Regions from separate parts of the Homo sapiens genome. Here region 2 is linked to region 1. The links are chromatin contacts, found by Hi-C or POLR2A ChIA-PET in ENCODE. All regions are on one chromosome and are shown on one strand. Each heading gives the region's core, a stretch centred on a gene start or an enhancer-like site at or near the end of the contact. The rest is flanking DNA. Distances are from core to core; before and after follow the strand shown. Region 1 overlaps LOC105370345 (a long non-coding RNA gene). Region 2 has its middle 210 kb from the start of LINC00343.

Region 1 (2,892 bases), core at 73-2,572:
TGATCTCGAAGTTAAGGCATTGAAACTATTGCAAAACCCTCATTATTTTTTCCCAAATTAAAATGGTAATATTTAATAGCTGCATATTTTGATGCATGCTTTTGGCTCTGGTTTCCTTTTTTTATGTGTTTTTTTTTATTGTTGTTGTTATGAAGGGTTTTTTTTTATTGCTTTTTTGTTAAAGAACGTAGCAAAAAAAATGAAGTATACTAAAAGCTATTTCACCCAGAGAAACATAATTTGTTGGGTTTTTAAAAATATCATTTTCATCTGCTTCTTTGGGAAACATCAGAAATAGGCACTGAGGGATGGCAAGGTTTATGCTGAACTCTAAGTAATGCATGTTGTCACTTGCAGCCAGTCACTGAACTTTCTCTGCCGTAGCTTCCTCATTTTTAATGTGGACTAAGACTCCACTTTTATATCACCACGTCCAAGTTTAGACACGTGACCCTAAGTTGCTCTATCAGGGATCTCTAGGCCTTCCCTATGTGAGACACAAGGTGGGTATGGACTGCAGTCAAAGGCAAGTGAGGTTTTTTTTTGTTTTTTTGTTTGTTTGTTCATTTTTTGAGATGGAGTCTCGCTCTTTCACCAAGGCTGGAGTACAGTGGCGTGATCTCAGCTCACTGCAAACTTCGCCTCTGGGTTCAAGTGATTCCCCTGCCTCGGCTTCCTGAGTAGCTGGGATTATAGGTGCATGACATCATGCACTGCTAATTTTTGTATTTTTAGTAGAGACGGGGTTTCACCATGTTGGTCAGGCTGGTCTTGAACTCCTGACCTTGCGATCCACCCGCCTTGGCCTCCCAAAGTGCTGGGATTACAGGTGTGAGTCACCGCGCCCGGCTGCAAGTGAGTTTTTAATGAATGCATGGACTTGAGGACAGAAGAGGAGCCCGAGGTTTCTAGTGGGGGCTATGCACAGTTCTGTGGGTTAAAGGTTGTTCTTCCTCTTTCCCTGAGCTGGGGAGCTAGGGCAAGCTATGTCTTATGTCTCCCAAGAGTCAAAACCTTTGGCTCCTTCTAAATACCAGCCTAGCTCATACTAACACTGGATGAATACATTTCCACAACAGAAACTCAAAATCCATCTGTTTAAGGATGCATGACAAATTTCATTTAGAACAACAGTATGAGAGTCATATTCAAATGTGAAGCAAGAGTGAGCACAAGGCTCTTATTTGTTCCTTAAGAAAAAAAAATTTATTTCTTAGTGAGTTTAAATCATCAACCATGCTTCAGGAAGAAAAATGTAGCCTGGCCTCCTTTCCATCTCTTTGTGATTGTGGAAAAGTGGACCTTTAAGATTTCACTGAAAGATTACAGACCTGCTCATTAATTTTACATTCCAAACCTTTGACTGTTGATAAAATGAACAAAAGAATTTAAAATAAAAGTGGAAAAAAATGGATCCCTTTTCATCCGTGAGGGCCCTCAGGCTATATACAAACACAATACACAAAACCTGCATCATTTACCTGGGACAATGTTATGGGCTACTAAGTCGATCCTTTTAGAAGAGCAGTGAGTTAATGGATTGTTTTCCTGACAATATTTGTAGTACAGTAAAAAATAAAATGGGGAAAATATTTTTATCTGGCTTTTAAATGTTATGTTTTATGGTTGGGTTAATGTTGTGGCTGATCAGCTGTTACATGGTGCATGAATATTGACTGGATTCTCCATTAGGGCTGATGGGGCATCACCGACCAGCTATGTGATCTATGTTCTCCCACTGGCTCTTGCTTGGCATGAGAGATACATTTGCAGGATGAGGAGCAGGAATGAGAGCTATCGATTGTAGAAACAGAATATAGTAGAGCTGATTGACCTGTTTCAAAATTAAGAAATCTGTTGCCATATCTTGCATTACACTCTTTTATTTTATATTCTTACTCTGAATTCCTTCATGAAATGCACAAACTCCACCCTGTATATACATATATATATATGTTTGCATTTCCTAGCTTTTAAAAATAGTTTAAAGTATACCTTCTCCAAAGGGGAAATACTTTGAAATATTTTTGGAAGAGAAATTGTATTAGTTTAGATCCATAATAAATAATTATATTGTTTTAAAAGCTGGTGCAAAGTAACATTTTCTTATATTGTAGAACTCTAAGCCTTTTGGCTTAGAAAATGAGAGCAATATTCTTCTGCTTTTCATCACTTACAGGGATATTCTTGGTATTATTATATAAATTTTATTTTCATTAAATATACCATAAAATTCCAAATGTGTGTTTCGAATTACTGGCAGAAAAATGTTGGTAATTTTTTCCAGTGTGACTTAACTGTCATTATAATTAAGTAATTGTCTCCCCCAAAATGTTTGTTTAGGCAATACATTTCTGCATATTTGAAAACCTAATAAAAAGTTTTATTAAAGCTGTTCACTCAAAAATAGACAACTGTGCCCCGCTGAGCAGTAGTTTAAAACCAAATCAATGAATTTGCTATTATGTAGACAAGAAAGTGTCCTATCATTGACATTAGTAATGTTTCCACCAAGTTGAACGTGATGAGGGAGCTGTTAGTTGTTACCCTGGAAACTATTCAAAAGGTCTAGAGCTGCTGAAAAACAGAAGACTCTGGGCTCACCCCTGGGATTCCGCTGCCTTTCAGACCATCTAGGATCCAAATTTTGGGAATGTATTCTGTATGTCTGAACATGCTTTACTGCCATTTTAGACTGATTGTATCTAATTTTAAGTTTATGATGCCACCTCTCTTTTTCCCTATATTTCTAAACTTTCTGGAAGACGTTCTGAAATCATTCAAGTTTATTCTCATTTTTTATATCTCAGGACTAGTCACTCAATCTTTAAATAACCACTTTTGATCAAGAGATTACTGTACCCTTCTGATACAACTTAAGATCATAAAAAC
Region 2 (2,700 bases), core at 138-2,637, 330 kb before region 1:
GACAGAGGGAGCAACTCTGCAGAGTCAGGGAGGCTCCAAAACGGAAGTGACCTTTTGCCCTGGGTTTCTATTACAACTCACTGGAAAATGGTTTACAATGCTGATTTGCACAAATAATACCAAAGGCAAAGGAAGAAACGAAGAAATCCCAGGCTGACTCAGATATAGATCACTCGTGTCTATGAGGAAATCTTGACAGCTTGTGTCAAAAGTTCACTCTTCGTGACTCAAATGGGTGCAATACCAGAAAAAGAGAACCTGATTAGATCAGTGGTTCCCAGACCCCTAGAATGGGAGGACAACTTTGTAATGACCTTTTCTCTCAGATTTTTTCCTAAAAAAGAAAGTGTACTTTTAGAAAAGAATCAATTAAATGATTAAGAACAAAAGTTACTAGGAATTCAGTATCAATTGCATATGAATTTCCATTTTGTTCAGTGAAAATTTGCATTTGAAAATAGTAATTTTAAATGTGAAAATGGTAATAAATATGCCAAAGGTGGTTACGACTTTCAATCTATATGGATTCTTGGGCTTCCTGCAGTCACTTTAAAGTCTCCTGAAGTCCCTTTGCTGTACTTTAGGGTCCAGTGATCTGGGTTTTAATTAGAAGCACTCTTTCAAAGGATTTCTTAAAAAAATTAACAAGTGAAAAGAATTGTACAATTTTAATTTAATTAAACATTTGTTTATTTCATAGATAGTCTCCTTATCCGCATTGTTTTTTAAAATCCCTCCCACCATGTTTTATCCACATTGTTTTTTAACAATCCACAAAAAACAGCAACGATCAATTAGCTGATAACATATTACAACCACATAGAGGCCTAATTTGCTCCTGTTTTAAAAGCATATTAGTGCTAGTTGTGCTCATTAATGGTTACGGTTCTATTAATCAGGAACAAATCCATGTCATCTGAATTTTCTTGCCTCTTGCAACAAGGTAAGCACAGATGGTAGATGACACGGGAGGTGAGTCGCTCTGCAGGTCGGCGCTGCCCGAGTGATCTGTTAGGTGTGTGGATGCACAGACCACACGGTGTATTTCCGGAATGTCTGAAAATGTGGGCCACATGTGACCAACAAGATAATTATGAAACCTGACTGCTGGATATGCTGATGCAGCCAAAAAACATCAAGGACTGTGAGTGAGTTTGGAGGTGGGAGCAGAGAAAATTTCTGCAATGTGTAAAAATGGACCGCTCTCAGAGAAAAGGAGCATTTAAATTCTGCCCAGTTTACGGGTTTCCAGTTCCTGTCCTTTCTCCTGCTCATATCTGCATCTTTCTGATCTCCCGGGAAATCAGCCGCTGCTCTGCCCGGTCAAGCCCCTCCTTCCGGAAGAAGGGCTGAGGCAGGAATGACTCATTGCCAGGGAGTGCCTTATAGAACCGGGTGAAAAGGCAGTGTGACAATATGACTGTGAATTTCTTATCAGTGTAGGCTCACCAGTGATGAGATTAAATGGAAAGAACGTATCCTGCTGTCATCAAGGCCAGTATCATAATCAACTTTTATGATTTATCAGCATTGTAACCTGGGGCTATTACTGCAAGTTTTGAGCCTCCATTTTCTCATCTCTAAAGCAGAGTCACAGGGACCAGGTGCAATGGCTCACACCTGTAATCCCAGCACACTGGGGGGGCCAAGGTGGGAGGATCACCTGAGCCCAGGAGTTCAAGATCAGCCTGGGCAACATAGTGAGGCCTTGTCTCTATGGAAAAAAAAAATAGTAACAATAAAAATGAAAAAATAAAGTAAAATAGAGTCATTGCCTCATTACAGGATTGGATGTGGACTAAATACGATCATATGTGTGAAGTTACAGGAAAAGCCTTGTGGAGCAGGATTAGAAAGAACAGAATGGGATCTAATTGAGATGAAATGAAGACCTCCTAACAATTTCTTATGAAGCTTCCTAAATCTCTTGCATGTGACAGTGTAAGTCTCTTTTCATTCCATCTACCCTTAAGCTTCCCCAGTGGTGAAGAACTGTAGAGCAAAGAGCAGCTTTCGAGGGGAACACTGCCTCGGCCCTCACCTTCGTCCAGGGCTTAACCACTGGACACAACTCAGAATCTTGCATTTATTCTTAATTTAAAGCCTTATTCCAGCCTGAGATGCAGTTCCCTTAGCTTCCTGCTGATCTCTCCTTTAAAATAGTCTCTTTCTCAAATCCAAAGTACACTGAGGTGTGGGGGAGATAACAAAAAGTGAGCTTCATTGACAGGCTCAAGAGGGTCACGTGCATTAAGAGACTGTACAATTCACAGGCCAAGCACGAAGGCCACAGACAGCCTTGAACGTGGGAGTTAAAGTGAGGGTTCTGGGGCCACAATGCTCAGATTGCGTTTAAGCTCTACCTCCTATTAGCTGTGTGACCTTAGCTCTTGATCAAGACAACTTTATCTTTATATATCAGCTTCCTCATCTGAGAAGGATAATTATACCATTAATATCACTGGTTTCCCATGACAATTCAATGAAATGATAGATAAAAAGGGCTTAGACCAGACCTCAATTAATAGAAGGTGTTAATTTTAGCAATAGCTGTATGGCTTAAGAGTTCCTGTCATCCAAGTAACAGGATCAGAGGACACTGTGGCATTAGCATAGCAACATTGGTGGGGACAGCAGGGATGTCGGATGGCGTCTGATTGTCAGGGTTAGTTCGTAGGGTCAAACTCTGCAGCTGCTTTA

What was found. Hi-C counts contacts between places; a loop is a spot of excess contacts on that map. ChIA-PET counts read pairs that join two places held with the same protein, here RNA polymerase II (POLR2A). Pooled maps may share reads with other maps.
Region 2: a loop to region 1 is called in a map of PC-9, with 18 times the contacts of the local background. The contact joins two enhancer-like sites. A Hi-C loop is called at or near these places in 2 of 168 maps with a recorded cell type or tissue (PC-9 and lower leg skin) and 1 of 50 pooled maps. POLR2A ChIA-PET finds 5 or more read pairs at or near these places in 1 of 52 experiments (PC-9).

Annotation. Positions count from the first base shown.
Region 1 is chr13:105,588,546-105,591,437 of GRCh38, reverse strand. All of the region lies in intron 6 of LOC105370345 (a long non-coding RNA gene), which reads left to right. Among named protein-coding and RNA genes, the nearest start is that of DAOA-AS1, 84 kb to the right of the region's middle. Within about 2 kb of position 1,322, at least 2 of the 41 ENCODE cell types and tissues checked have a DNase peak (open chromatin) inside an H3K27ac peak, as active enhancers do; they include PC-9, where a contact is called at or near this core.
Region 2 is chr13:105,917,963-105,920,662 of GRCh38, reverse strand. No RefSeq gene overlaps it. Among named protein-coding and RNA genes, the nearest start is that of LINC00343, 210 kb to the right of the region's middle. RefSeq lists an enhancer at 676-1,875. Within about 2 kb of position 1,387, at least 7 of the 41 ENCODE cell types and tissues checked have a DNase peak (open chromatin) inside an H3K27ac peak, as active enhancers do; they include PC-9, where a contact is called at or near this core.